Regions from separate parts of the Homo sapiens genome. Here region 2 is linked to region 1. Evidence: read pairs that join two places in POLR2A ChIA-PET (ENCODE). Cell type or tissue: IMR-90. All regions are shown on one strand.

Evidence for each region. Peaks named below come from ENCODE experiments on the same cell type or tissue, not always from the same donor. Only the 100,000 strongest peaks of a DNase experiment are listed, where the experiment ranks them.
Region 2: POLR2A ChIA-PET joins it to region 1 with 6 read pairs; 2 of 35 experiments call an interaction of 5 or more read pairs at or near these places.

What each region holds. Positions count from the first base shown.
Region 1 is chr18:35,111,730-35,119,729 of GRCh38, reverse strand. All of the region lies in intron 4 of MAPRE2 (microtubule associated protein RP/EB family member 2), which reads right to left. Among named protein-coding and RNA genes, the nearest start is that of MAPRE2, 74 kb to the right of the region's middle. In IMR-90, no CTCF peak of the experiment used is centred here; a DNase peak (open chromatin) is centred at 1,729; H3K27ac peaks cover 625 bases.
Region 2 is chr18:34,818,253-34,826,252 of GRCh38, reverse strand. It overlaps DTNA (dystrobrevin alpha), which reads right to left. Exons shown (of 23, transcript NM_001386795.1): 8 at 7,923-8,000; 9 at 5,338-5,462. Among named protein-coding and RNA genes, the nearest start is that of DTNA-AS1, 55 kb to the right of the region's middle. In IMR-90, no CTCF peak of the experiment used is centred here; a DNase peak (open chromatin) is centred at 4,232; H3K27ac peaks cover 173 bases.

The DNA of each region.
Region 1 (8,000 bases):
TATGCTCAGCTTCAATAAATTTGTTTTTAGAACCAAAAAATGTGATTAACCCATAACCCACCAATGGGCTCCAAGGCATAGGTTCCTTCCATTCCATGCACTCCCTATCTATCTCCGTCTGTGCTTCTTCTAAATTATCCTAATTCATTCATTTGTGCAAATTTTTATTGAGCCATAACCCTATTATGTACCTGGGAAGCTAACAGGCAGTTGAGATCAAACAATGAATGAAACGCACAAGATGCTTGTCCTTGTGGAATTAACATTCTAACAGGGGAACTAGACAATAAATAATAACATAAATTAGGAAGTGATAGAATAAACTAGAAAATAAGTGCTATGAACAAGAGAAAAGCAGAGCAGGGTTGGGTAGACAGAGCTGGGCTGCGGGTGGGTAAGTAGCAATTTTAAATAGGAATTTCATGGAAGGCCTAAGCATCCACTATGGGTCTTCCTCCAGTTTCAGTTTTTCAACTCAGACCCATGGTACTTTCATGGGCCACACTCACACCAAGGCCACCCAGAAGAACGGAGGTCAGAACACCAAGCACCAGCAGGGCAGCGCCAGGTGCCCCTCTTGCTGGGAGTCCTGCAGCAGTCTGGCACAGACACGGGAGGCGAGAACCTCCTGTGTGGGGTCACCGGGGCTCAAAAGTCTCATTCTTCACAGAAGCCAACAGCTCTTGTAACAAACTCCATAGTCACAACTTCCAGGTTCCCTGCAGGGAACATGCCAGTTGCAGGAGTAACCCTTCCTTCTTCAAGGTCTCTCACAGTAAGTGTGAGACCTGAGCCAAGACCTGAGGCAGGAGAGGAAGGTGGCCGTCTGGACAGCCAGGAGCAGAGCAGGCCAGGCAGAGGAAATGCTGAATGGGGGTGCAAAGGCCCTGCCTTCTCCACTCAGCAGCCAGGTCAGGTGGGTGAGGCAGGGTAAGAATGGGATACTGTAGGTAGACAGAAGGTCAGAGATGTACTGGAAGGGCAGGTCGCAAAGGACCTCGCAAGGGAAAAGGGAAGCCACTGCAGGATCCTGAACAGAGTGACATGATCTAGCTTTGCTTTCAAAAGGCTCACTCTGCCTGCTGTGTTGAGAACAGACCAGGGAGGCTGAGGGGAGCTGCAGAAAGGCCAGCTAGGTGGCTACTGCAGTAATTTTCCTGGGTATGAGCAGTGAGTGCCCAAGACAAGATTTGTTGTGTTTTTGGTAAAGTACTTGCAATGCTATAGTTTAGGAAACCCTATTCTGTACCCTACAGAACAGTCGCCAAATGTCCAGCAATTTCACAAAACCTATGTTTTGCAATGTTAACAGCAACAAAAAGACATTCTGTGATCAATGGCATGTGCTATTGATTCCAAGGGGAGGGCTTAAGAGAAAACGGGCAGTAACAAGAGCTGAGTCAGCCGGTTTCCCTCCCAATCCACTGTTTAGGGGTCATTACAGTGTAAAATAAATGGCTCTGCCCCTGGGAGAGCATACGAGTGAGGCGCGCTGCAGGTCAGGGGCCTGCCGAGGGCATGGCTGCTGTGGCACAGAGTGGTCAGCACCTGAGGACCTCTCTTCGCTGACTTGTGGTCTCAAAGCCTGCCCCTGCCAAGGACAGAGGGCCTGACTCTCCTGAGCATGTCCAGTGAGTGTGAGCCTTCACATACTGAGTTACTTCTGCCCTGCTGCTTACTGTCCCTGCTAGAGATGATGTGCTTATTTTTAGCCATCATGTGATTCTCCAGTATTTTCCAGGCTCTGCTTGAGTCACTCTGGTTTCAGAGAATTTTTCACAGGGGGAAAAATGCAGGAAAGCGTTCTGCATCTTAAAATGGCTCAAGTATTAAAAATTCTCTTTTAAATAGTTATTTCAACATGCTATTTCTTTCAATAAACTACTGACTTTTCACCCCTCGCATCTTGGTAAAATATTAAGTGTCCTTTAAAACACATTAAGTATCACATCCAATCACTATCTTCATTTAAAATATTATTTTTTGATCATTCTCAGAGCAACAGAAATGGTGAGGCTCACTCACCCCAGTGAAAACCACACACACCACATCCCAACAATAATTTAGAGTACCCCTTCGCCTGTTTACTGCAGTAACAGGGGAAGATGGTGACAGAGCCCAGCACACTGAGCCAGCCCACTGGGCAGACGACACACAGGTGTCACCACAACAACTACATCAAGGGTGCTACTGCACTCCTGGTACGCAGCAGTCATTTAACCAAAAAGCTTATACACTAGGATGGTCATTTTGGGGGAACGTAAGTACTAAGTGTATAATGTCTTGTCCTTTAGACTCCAGTCAGAACCCCTGTTGACCAATAACTAGCAAGACCAGTGTTTGCGGTTGTTTTTCCGATGGTGGCCAGCCTGTTGTGCTCCATTAACACCATCTTATCCAGACTCTCCGGCTAAGAGAGACACGGTCTGAGGCCACAGGGCAGGCTGGAGCTCAGGGAAGGGAGAACTCCGCGGTGAGCCCCATGCTCACCAGGCTCCTGGTCCAGGGATCTCTGCTTCTATCAACCGACTAGTAAGTCAGAAATGTGTGTAACATTTATCCCCAATTTCCTCCTCTGCTTTACTTCCCATAACCCATTAATCATCCAATTTTGCTGACTGTATCATCTTACGGTCTCCATCACCCGCATGGCTACTACCTTCATTAAGGCCACTGTCTTCTCCCATGTGGTTTGCTGCAAAGCCTCTCAGCTGGTTTACGAGATTCTAACTGTGCCCTCTCTAATGTGTTTTCTATAATACAAAGCATGCTTCTGCTTAAACTTTTCCATGACTCCCTACTATAAAGTGTAACCTCGGTGTGACAAACAAATCCTACAGTAATCCCCTTACCCTAATGATCTCCACCTCCTGGTGTTCATGCTTTTGTATGATAGCCTCCCCTTGAGTGTATGTAAGACCCGTGACCTGACTCTAACCCACAGAACATGGCAAAGGTAATGGGAGTCACTCTTACCATTATGTTACTACATGACTGTCTTGCTGACAAACACACCAGAGAGACTTCCCCTACTGCCCTGAAGAAGCAGTTGCCACGAAGTAAGCATCTTTGTTGGAAAAGCCCATAAGGCATGGAGGTGCAAGTGGCCTCTAGGAACTGAGGGTGGCCTTCAGCAAGAAACTGAAGCCTTGGTCCTGCAGCCTCAAGTCAACAACTTGAGGGGGCTTGGAAACAAATCTTTCCCCAGTTGAGCCTTTCATGAGACCACCACCCCAGTGGATACCTGGATTATAGTCTGGTGAGATCCTAAAACAGATAACCCAGCTAAGTTGTGCCTGGACTTTACAATCTGTGAAATAATGCATAAGTGTTGTTTTAAGCTGCTAAGTTTGTGATTTTATTTTTGTAGCAATAAGAAGAGCCCCGCTTCCCTCTGCAGTCTCATATCTCAACATCCACACTGAACAACATGCACTTTACTGAATGGAGCACATTCTTTCGACTTCAGCATCCTTGTCTTTCTGCCTGGAATGCTCTTCAATACACCTCCGTTTGGCTAACATCTACTTATACATTAAGTTTTGCTTGAACTTTACTTTTTTCAGAAACCTTTATAGAAGATGTTTAAGACTAGCTCAGGTGTTCTTCCTATATATGCTGAAGGAACTCGCCTCTATTACTATTGCCTATTTATTGTCAGATTTTCCCACTAGGATTTAATTTCCTTGAAAACAGGTCTTGTCAGAATCACTATGTATCTCCAGAATCTCTTACAGTGCTTCAACAAACATTTGTTGACAAACTAAATCAATTAGTAAAAAAGAATGACTGAGAATTCAGGTAAAGCTTTCACAAAAAGAGCAAGGAATCCAAAAAGTAGGAACTGGTAAGAAACATTTTCTAGAAGTAATTATATGAAAAAGACACATGCACACACATGTTTATAGCAGCACAATTCACAATAGCAAAGATATGGAACCAACCTAAGTGCCCATCAACCAATGAGTGGATAAAGAGAATGTGGTATATATACATCACGGAATACTACTCAGCCATAAAAAGGAATGAAATAATATATTTTGCAGCAACTTGGATGGAGCTGGAGACCATTATTCTAAGTGAAATAACTCAGGAATGAAAAATCAAATAGTGCGTGTTCTCATTTCTAAGTGGGAGCTAAGCTATGAGGATGCAAAGGCATAAGAGTGATATGACAGACTTTGGGGATTCGGGGGTGGGGAAGGTTGGGGGCTGAGTGTGGGATAAAAGAGTACATATTGGGTACAGTGTATACTGCTCAGGTGATGGGTGCACTAAAATCTCAGAAATCTCCATAAAACGACTTATCCATATAGCCAAAAACCATCTGTACCCCAAAAACTATTGAAACAAAATTTCAAAAGGAAACATTTTCTGAGCTACTGTGTAGTGTACTAGCATACTTTCTAAGTTACAGTGTAAGGGGCTTCTCAGGTGATGGAAATGACTGGAGAGCACTTCAAAAACAGCCATGTGTTGACTGAGTACTACATCTTCCTTGATCAAGATGAATGCTGCAATGATTCAACTTAAACTCATCAACTCAATAATTATATGAGGACCTTCTACAGGCCAGGCAATGGGGGAACAATGATTGAGCAAGACAAAGTTGAGTTATAGTGTAGTTCACCCAATTCAAAGGGATTCTAGAAAATTCTACAAGTCAAAGCTGTTTTCGATTCCTGCCCAATATACTAAGCAACAAAAAAAAGTATCAATAATAAAGAAAAATAGGTTCACAGACAATCTATGATATTCTGCTGTGGAAACTAAGAATGAATCCTAAGTCACTGTCTTGTGTGGCCTGGCGAGGTTTACAGCTAGGCTGAGAAGTAAAATCTGATATTATTCCTATGGAGAGAAAAGGAATGATCCATCAGATGAGCACATGGGGTTTAGTTATAGAATTAATATTTCAACACATATCAGGAACAGCTATATAAGATTAATGACCCAATGCTGTTTTAAAAAGGGCTAGGATGGTCTGCCTTCCAGTGCAGGGAGGACAACAGTGGAGACCCTCGCCCTCCTCTGCAGAGCTCTGTGTGAAGGAACAGACTCTGAGTGCCCAAATACATGCCAATTGCATCTATCCTTCACTTTCAAATCACCCAGACCATTCACACGGAGAGCTAATTGACTTGAAGGATTAAGAAATCAGAGATTAGTAATTCTACTAATCTAGGGCTCAATATTCTTGGCTTTGTATACACTTCTGCTTTTGAGCTAATAAGAGGCCTGGAACAAATGGTTTTAACATTTCCTGCATCTATAAATGTAGACAGTAACTCTACAGTATAGTAACTCTCTCTCACCCTAGAACCTACTGTAAGGATGAAAGGAAATGTTTTTGAACTTTTGAAAAATCACGATAAAAAAAAATGTCATCGCAATACAACAGCATATGTTCTGCTGTCTCAAGCCTAAGCAACATTGCAGAGCTTTGTATATCCTCCATACACCATGTAATTTGAATTTGGTTGTGAAATTTACCGTGGTTCAGCATAGTGTGGGGAGGAGGTAAGAGGAGAAAACAAGACCACATCCATGACATATGAGAGACGCAATATAATATAATGATGAAAGAGCATGGATTCTGGAATCACAGAGTCAGGCCTTAAATCTTAAGTCCTCTCCTTCTAGTGTGTGACCCTGGCAAGTTACTAAACCTCTCCGTGCCTCAGTTTCCTCAACTTTAAAGTGGAGGGTAATAATATGATCTGTCTTTTAGAATTGCTGAATACATATTAAGTTCTTAGGATAATAGCTGACACTTAATATGTGCTCAATAAATATTTGCTAATATTACTGATGACTCCTTCTATATTTTATTTTTTTGGGACAGGGTTCCACTTTGTTGCCCAGGTTGGAGTGTAGTGGCATGAACATGGCTCATTGCAGCCTTGAACCCCAGGCTCAAGTGATCCTCCCACCTCAGCCTCCTGAGTAGCTGGGACTACAGGTGTGTGCCACCATGCTTGGCTAATTTTTGTATTTTTTGAAAAGACGGGGTTTTGCCATGTTGCCCAGGCTGTTCTCAAATTCCTGAGCTGAAGCAATCCTCCCACCTTGGCCTCCCAAAGAGCTGGGACTACAGGCATGTGCCTGGCCTTCCTTCCACATTTTAAATGTTTTCATTTCCCTTAACTTTCATGAAAAATTCTATTCATATTAAGATTCAGATTCTGAGTTGCAAAGTAATAGTATCACAACATTCTGTAGTTTTTGATCTCTAAGCTTTAAAACACTCTAGTTTTTTTTTAAAAAACAATGTACATACTTTGACCCAGAAAGCCAAAATAATTAAAAATTGCAAATTGAATTAGTAAATCATCTGTCAAAAATGCTACCTCAGTAAGCAAAGAAATTAGGATGGCAATGAAAAATGTATGGCTCTTCCTAGGAAGAAGCCCTTGGGCTTTTCTACAGACGCTGCCAGGAGATTCCTATTTGAAACTCCAGAATTCTTCATAATTTTCTGCTCTTCTCTCTGCTCAATAGTTTAAATTCAGAAATATTCAGTGTCCTGGCAAGGCAGGGCACTGCTCATATTTTATGCTGGGGTTTTTATCATCATAAGAGGTAGGTGCTATAGTCTGAATGTTTGTGTTCCCCCCCAGATCTATACGTTGAAACCTAATCCCCAACACAGTAGTATTAAGAGGTGGGGCCTTTGGGAGGTAACTAGGTTGTGAGGGCAGATCCCTCATGAATGAGATCAATGCCCTTATAAAACAGGCCTAAGGGGGCTTGCCTCTTCTGCCATCTGAGGAAACAATGAGAAGGCACCATGTATGTGGACCAGGCTCTCACCAGACACTGAATCTGCTGGTGCCTTGGTCTTGGACTTCCCAGTCCCCAGAACTGTGAGAAATACATTTCTGTTGTTTATACAAAGCTACCTAGTTTATGGCATTTTGTTATAGAAGCCTGAACAGACTAAAATGTAGGGAAATGCAGTTTCAGTTATTCTTTGAGGAGAAAAGTCTAGCAGTGTCTTTTATACATCTTACACATGTAATCAGAAGAAAAAAACCACTGCTACCTCTCTTCTTCCAGGGAGTAGGGGATCTTCTACAATAATTTAATTAGTTGGGCCATTAGAATATTTCTTTCTATTTGCTCCAAGTCTTGATGTAGCTAAGGGAGTAGGCATTAAATGGTATGCAGCTTAGCAACGGGATAGTTTCTTAATATGAACAGGTCAAAAGGATGCCATGCTAATATGGGGTAGGGGTTGGGTAAAAGAAACAATGTTCTGCCGGGTGTGGTAGCTCACGCCTGTAATCCCAGCACTTTGGGAGGCTGAGGCATGTGGATCACCTGAGGTTGAGAGTTCAAAACCAGCCTGACCAACATGGAGAAACCCTATCTCTACTAAAAATACAAAATTAGCCAAGCATGGTGGCGCATGCCTGTAATCCCAGCTACTCGGGAGGCTGAGACAGCAGAATTGCTTGATTGAACCCAGGAGGCGGAGGTTGCACCATTGCACTCCAGCCTGGGCAATAACAGTGAAACTCCGTCCATAAAAAAAAAAAAAAAGGAAGGAAGGAAAGAAAGAAAGAAACAGTGTTCTGCATAATAATGAGAAGTACTAACATCTATTTGAAGAGAAGTCTTGCTAATTATGGGGCTAGTAAGAAAAATGCATCTTTTCCTTGTATTATTACATGATTTCTAAAATTAATATTTGATCCTTAAAGACATACGTAAGGTACTTGGGTAGGATGGTATGTGGATAAGTGACTGGGGACTGTAAAATAGCAGTATCAAGTAGGCATCTACTGGAAAATTGTAAGAATAAACAGGCATGACTCATCTTGATAGCAAGACCATCAAGGGACAAGAAGAGTACCTGTGCCCACCCTACAGGGCTCCGGTAAGTCAAATGCCATCATAGACTGACCTAAAGTGAATTTCTTAGAGCAAATAATGGCTTTAGGGAAAGACCAACATTTGTGGTTAAATTAAGGAGTTTCTCAAAAGGTAAATGAAGA
Region 2 (8,000 bases), 290 kb after region 1:
ACTTATGGAAAAATAAAAATAAAAAAATAAAAAATAACAAATTCATCAAAACTTTTTTCAAGGTAGCTGGTGCTAAACTATACTCTGAGATTTTGTAAGACATGTCATCTGTTGGATGAAGCCAAAACAACAGCTACTTATCTACTCTAGACAAAACTGAAGTTCTGAAAACAATCTTAGTGTTTTGCATTACTTATCTAAGACATATCTTTGATATATAAGGGAGCAACGCAAGGCTAGTTTAAAACTAATTCTGCCTTGAGTTGAACACTAGCACTTTGGAAGAAGGATGCTAATTTTATACAAATGTCCTCTGTGAATTATGAAAAGTTTGGTCTGTTAGATTTTAAAACAGTGAACAGAGTATAATATCTTCATTGTAGCTTTGCAAAGAGTTGAAAAAAATACTTGACCCCACACTTCTGATTTTGTCTTTTTTTAAAAATTTTTCCTTCTTGCTCTGTCTAAAAATGAGAAAACAAGTGGATTTAGAATGCTTTTTAACTAGCTTGATAAATGTATTCTATTGAATCTGGTCACTACAAAGCTGAAATCAAGGTTTCTCAGCAAATGGCTTTGTTTAAGGTCTACCACTGAAATGTTGAACTTTGGACAAAGAATGGCTAGCTCTGGCACCAAATGATGGTTTTCAGAGGGACTGAAATTCCTATTTCTTCCACAATCAAATGGCAAGTTACCTTATCTAACAAATGGCTCACACTGGGAATTTTGAACATATTTGGTTTTATGTAAAAGAAACAGCTCCACAAAAGAGAGTAAGTCACAATGGCCTTCTGGACAAGATCTTCACAGAGGACATTTTTATATAAGTGGCATCCTTGTGAACTGAGTGTACAGCATAAGAAGACTTAGTTCTAAACTAGCCTCATATTGCTCACTTGTTTTGTGTCTCATCCCCACTTATGATCATGATTATACATCTTTGTAAGTAGACTGGAAATGACTGCACTACTTACCAAGTATCACTTTTGGCAGCGAAGAATTGAACAGAATAGAGACCGTTAATCATGGTAATATTTACAAGCAATACAATAGCTAAGAACAAATGTCAAAATACCAAAATGTCACCACCTGCTCATTTCTATTTAAGGACTAATTCATGACTGGCAGCACCTCTCTACAAGGTGGGTAGAAAAAAAAAGTCCCTTGGCTATAGTTAAAAAAAAAATGGCATTTTCTGTGTGTCACATGCTTCATTTCCATATACAAATGTATGTATGTGTGTGTATATGTGTGTGTATTAGTACCGCAACCTGTTTAAAAATCCTATTGATTTAATTTTTTTTTTTTTTTTTTTTTACTGTATCTAAGGCTACCTGTAAAATGTTAACTTGTTACATAGTCAGACTGTGCCATATTTTTGCCATTTTTTCACATTTAAGTTGTGGCCAGGTATGGTGGCTCACACTTGTAATCTCAGCCTAGGAGTTCCAGACCAGCCTGGGTAATATAGAGAGGCCCTATTTCTACAAAAAATAAAAAAAGAAGAAAAAAGAAAAAGTTGGAACTTGAGTTTTAAATGAGTAATAAAAATATTTTCTAATGTATTGATAAAGCATTTTCCACTTATTATTTTCTTAATTTTATTTGTATCTTATAATGCTTTTGCTGCTCACCTTTGGATGCAATATATATTAGAGGACTAACAGCATTTTTTTTATTTTACTTTAAGTTCTGGGGTACATGTGCAGAACCTGCAGGTTTGTTACGTAGGTATACATGTGCCATGTAGTAAAAAAAATTTTTTTTTTTTTTTGAGATGGCGTCTTGCTCTGTCGCCTAGGCTGGAGTGCGGTGGCGCGATCTCGGCTCACTGCAACCTCCGCCTCCCTGGTTCACGCCATTCTCCTGCCTCAGCATCCCGAGTAGCTGGGACTACAGGCGCCCACCACCACGCCCGGCTATTTTTTTTGTATTTTTAGTACAGACGGGGTTTCATCGTGTTAACCAGGATGGTCTCGATCTCCTGACCTCGTGATCCGCCCGCCTCAGCCTCCCCAAGTGCTGGGATTACAGGCGTGAGCCACTGTGCCTGGCCAGCAATTTTTAACACAATCATTAAACAGCAAGATGTGCATTTAAGAAGACTGTATAATGTTCAACATCAAATTTTATATCCATGAGCTCTATAATGTTCTACATATTTCAGCACTATGTAAGGACATACAGTTATCCTTCACTTAAACATGTACATCATGGAATTTTTTTCTGAATATGTCTTTGAAGAATTTGTATTAATTTACAAAATCAACACACTTTTTCACAGTGGCAAAAAAATGTTTTATTTTGAGTCTGTGCTATAATTCCCAATGTCCAGAACCTCAGGTCATCAGTACAGGACAGAGGATGCCCATCAATATTGCCAATGCTTGCACCCCACTCACTGCTCCCTTCTTACCTCTGTCTGTAAGCTTATCTATGGGTGTAACTGATGTGGACTGGGATATTTTTGTGACACTACATCCAAAGAATGACAAAGATGTGGTTTGTACTACAATTAAAGATTGCTTAATAAATTATTTAGTAAAGCAAGGGGAAAGATCAGAGAGGGAATGAGGATGACCAAGACAGAGCTATAGCTAGAAAACATGTTTATTGCTATGTATAGTTCTAAGGAACATACTTTTAGGATGATTTTTGCTAGAGACTCAATGATAAAGTGTCTTACTATACACATTTCTGCACTATGACAATATTCCTTCTGCATAAGACCTTTATAATTTAAGTCATATTTGGGAGTAATAAATTAAGCGCATTAAGTGGAGGTGGGAGTATTGGTGTGTTTTATTTCTTAAATTTCACTTATTTCCATTGTACAGCACTGTATAAAAGTAGTGGGCTTATTATAAAATGACATGGTATGGAATGTCATATATTTTTGTCTAATTTATCAAAATCTTATTTACATACATTTGGAAGAAGTGTGAATATTCATTAATTCCATGTACATGTTCATTATAGCAGATTAAGAGAGCATTCTTCTTTGTAAATGATTAAGGCTTAATACCATTTATTTTTTCATTTCAATGGCCTTGATGTGCCTATGATAATTTAGAATAGTTAAATGAGCAATGCATTTTAAAATTAGAAATCTCAGAAAAAAGACATGGATATCTACTCATGACAATAGCATTTGAAAAAGAAACAAATATGGAAAAAATTTCTATGGCTAAAAATAGAAAAAAAATTCTTTTCTAATATAGACTTAACATTCTACATCCAGAATGTCTTGTATGTTATTTCAACAATTAAATATCTTGTACAATTTGCATTTTAAAATTAAAACTTTCATCCTGGGAAAATATGTTATCAGTGAGTAGAGATCAGTATTTTGATTCAAGGACTCTTGAGGATCTGGTAAAATACATAGAGGTTTTTCTCAGAAGACACATTTTGTACAGAATTTTAAAATCTCTCCATGGAACATAAACTAAGAACGCATTGTGAGGCTATAGCCCTCAGTTAATTCAATAAATAACAAAACAGATTATATTGCCCCGTAAGTCAAAATGTAAAAATTATTACTCAGCCAATTAAATACTTCTTTCTCCCTCTCTTTCTCTCTCTCATGCAGACACACACGTGCACACACACACACACACCACCCAATCCTAGCACCCACTGGGTACAGGCCCTGAGCTAGATAATACTCCAGTGGGACTCACTGTGAAATGGACTTTTACGTTGCAGTGCATCACGTTCTAATTCTTTGGAGGAGTGGGAAGCAGCAAAGCTCTTAGAGCCAGGCTATTCACACCCACACCCTCTATCTTCATGACACCCAGCAGCTCTGTTGAAGGCTGCTCTCTTGGGGTGAAACTCCCAGCAGGGCTGGTAGGAAATTACTCTCGGCAGAGCTCAGGGAGCACTGGCTGCTCTCACTTCGCTGTGGTCATTCATTAGCAACTTAGTGATTGTGTCTAATTGGTTATGGGAAGGAAAGTCTAGATCTTAATAAGGTTCTTAATAAGCATCTGTGAGGTAGATTTCTGCAAGTGGTTGGCCCTTTGGGACATTCCCCAGATTTATTTACCCCTGGCTTATTTTAAGGCTTATTTATAGAAACATAATTTCCAAAAATAAGCTAGCCACATTCTACAGAATTAGTTTACATTAGTTTCTGGAGGCTGAGCCCATGCCAGCTTGTAAGCTGAGAAACAGGAGCCTCCAGGCTGTGTATACTGCTGAGGTCAGAGATGCCTCAGAGCATCCCCGGGAACAAGCAAAACAAAGCCCCAAAGTATTTATACAAAGCTCACAGACGTGACCCAACACAAATCGTTTGGTGGTATTTGCTAAGGTCCATCAGAGAACATAGTTGCTGCTTCCACGAAGGTCTCATACCCACCACAGTGCCCCTTATGGATCATATGCTGAACTGCCTGAAGCATGAACTTTGCATTGTTGAATTCCTATACCGGTAGGTCCCGTCACCCACCTCTTGATGTCAACATGCAAACACAGGCCCTATGGTGTGATAGGTCCCACTGAAGTGTGGAAAACTACAGGCAGTTCATAAGGAGGCATCTGTGACTACATGACATCTAATTGTGCATAGAAGCAGGTAATGAGACTCTTTCTTCTTATGAGCCCCAGGTAACACCAAGGAAAAAATTGTTTCTTCTACCTAAGCCCCCTTGTTATCTTGGCCACCCAGGCCTGAGAGAGGTTCAAAGGCATGAAACTTCTGGGAGGTAGCAGGGATGGCTGGAAGGACTGTTTGTTGGCCCAACACCTTCTGCCACGAAACTCACACATACTTTGAAGAAAAGAATCTATGGATATTCTGATAAATTTTCCCGCCACTCCCCCTCTTCAACCTTCCCCTGCACAGGCTATGATTCTTCTAAAGTTATACAGCTTGGGATGAAAAACAAAAGTAATTTCTAGGTTTGCTGGCATCTTAAACTGGGTCTGCAGAGAAATAAAACAAACAGCTTTTATATTTGGAACTCAAAGCACATATGAAATTAAGGAATAATATACTGTAAATCATTTTTTACCACAGTGATCCCATTGTTAACTTCCAATGTGCAGACACCACTAACATCCGTATTTTATAACTAAGCTTTCTGAAATATTTTCCACCTCCAGGTGAATTATGTTAGTGTTGCATACTTTACTTGTCCAGCCTGGTGGAAGTACTGTACACCTCAACAACAACAAAAAATTATGATGGCATTACTCTGACTTTTTTTTTTAAACTAAATTAAAAATCTTGGTTGCTGACCACTGATAGGAAATTGCTTTTGTGTGGCTCCAGACATGTGCCCTTGAAGAAAATTGTCTCTATACTGGGAGGGTAGGGATACTCACACGATGTGAGCCAAGTTGAGTGGCTTCTCAGGCTGATCTGGGAACATGGGGTGCAAAGGTTCACGGCTGGAAGCACAGCTCAGGGACTTGCTTAATGCATTAGTCAGCTTCTTAGCAGGTGATTTCTGGAAAGAAGAAGGAAGGCAGAAGTGACAACAGCTAATATTTATGTAATATTTTATCAAATGATTTGCTTTTCATAATAGATATTCATTTACGGAAGAAATCCTTTTTCAGTGCTGATTCTGAGTCTGGAAGTTTGCTCAATGCTCGGAAAAGAGTTTCCGAACAAGCTGCCTCCTGCTGCTCAGTGTCAGCAAATGCTACAATAAATGGAAGCAGGCATTGTGCATGGGGCACCTGCGCTGGGACTTAATGGGCCTGCAGGAATCCTTCTGACAAAAACTCAGCAGACTGGGAAGGTCATTCGAGAATGGAGGAAGCAGCAACAGTGAAGGGAGCCCTTCTGGGGAGGAAAGCAGGAGGCAGATCATCAAAATCTTTATATGGCTTGTTAAGAACTGTCTCTTTATCCCCAGGACAGAGGCAGACCATGAAGAGTTTACATCACAGGCATGACAGCATCAGACCTGATTCTAGAAGGACTGCTCTCACTTAAGAACAGAAAATGGTTTGTGAGGAAATAGGCTTGGAATGAAGATGAGTGGAAGATTTTGCGGGAATCCAGGTGCAAGAAAGATGTTTCAGGTGTGGCTGAACACATCCAGTTAGAAGTGAAAATGGAACTTCAATCTGAGTCTTCAGAATTTAAAATTCAGGTTATTTCCAGAGAATCACGCTGCCTCTTCTTCGTTTAGATTGTTGGGAAATTTATCCTGATGTTATACAGTCAAAATTTTATAAAAAGTAGCCTACCACATACATTAGGTTGGTGCAAAAGCAATTGCGGTTTTTGCCATTTGAAAGTAATGGCAAAAACCGCAATTGCTTTTGCACCAACATAATAATAAAACCTTAACCATGTTTTTCCTTTCCATAAGAAACCATTTCAAATTTTGTCACTTTCTTTTATACCTAGAGTCCATAATTGGTAATATAATGAAGTGACTATTGTCCTCATTTTTTAAAAGCTAAGTAATAAGAGCATTGCTCAAGAAATCCCTCTGGCTTTTGTTAGGAGATGTAATTCTTAGAACAGTTAAGACAGCAGCAACAGCAGCTCTTTGCCCCACAAACCACAGGGCCTTCTGTCCTCTCAAGGAGTCTGATCCTTCTTTGTACAGATAGTGCCCTGGAATATAATGTTAGGTCTACAACCCCTAAGAAAGAGGCTCCTTATGTAGATTTAGCATTTATGTAAAACAACTAAATCTGATTAGTTTTCAAACATCAAATCTTTTAGGATATGGGGTAGAAGTTTGAAAACTGGTAATATGCTAACAATAAGAAAATAGAAAGTTTTAGCTCCTTTCTTCTAAACTAAGTTGTAGTTCATGATCCGTGTTAATGTATCTATCTGTCCTCAGCATGACATAAACAACAGTGAGGAGTTGCATTGGAATTGGCAAGTTCTCAGTATACTCTTCCTTAGTGAAGAACTGTTGCTTGAATTCAGAATCTGACCGGTGATGAAGTACTAGTATATTTACACTGAATATTGGTTCCCAATAATAATTCCTAGGAAGAACATTTTGATTTAAGATGTATATTCTGAAGACTTCTTTAAGTAAAGACTAAAGGTTGAATTGAAATATATTAAAATATAGAAAAACTCATAAATAGGTTGGATTTTCTTGTGACGGAACTATTCCAAGAGGTGCTGGAAGGGCTGATGGTATATCCCACAAGAACCAATCTGTACACCTTACAAAAACCAATCCTTGAAGAGATGCACGAGGGCAACATTGCTGGAACTGATCTTTGAGTTTAACGAAGATAAACATCAGTAAATCATAATCCATTTGAACAGTGAGCACATGGAGTCACATTTCCTCCCACAGACCTGGTACCACATGCTCCTGAGAATACATCTATCACACAGACACTCACATGCCACCTTTGCCAGGTTGGTCACTCACACTCTTCATGAAAAGATGGTTTGCTAATATAACCACAATCTCCCCTCCCCACCCTCTGCAGAAAAGTAAAATGGAACAGTATTATTAAGTCCACACTCTCCTCTCATACTTGTTTCTTTAATATTCTAGTCACGCACTTAAAAGAACTCCAGAATCTAAGAAAAATAAAACTAACAATAATTTTTAAGCCGTTTCCACAAAACAAAACTTGGAAAAGATTTTAACTTACTGTGAATGTAAGATTATGTTCCAGAAGGTCCTTGCTATTCAGTTGTTATTTAAATCAGTACTGAATTATCTATATTCCAAGAAGTAACATAGTTTTGAGTCTTCCTATATTTTAAATCTCAGGAAGCTACACTGGGTTCCAACAGAATAAGTAAGAGCACGCAGTAGGGTGGAGAGTGGGAGGAAGGGGGACTGAATACTAGACCTGGGATGGAAGGTAAGTTTGCCCTTTAATTCTGCCACCATCCTTGATATTCCCTTTAACTCTGGGCAACACTCACACATCCAACTCCAAGTATTGCCTGGACCTTGCCTTACCCATGACGTGTACTCTTTCATTTGGTGCTGGTTGCTATGAGAACCACCGGCATGTCCCCTCCAGAAGCAGTCCTGACA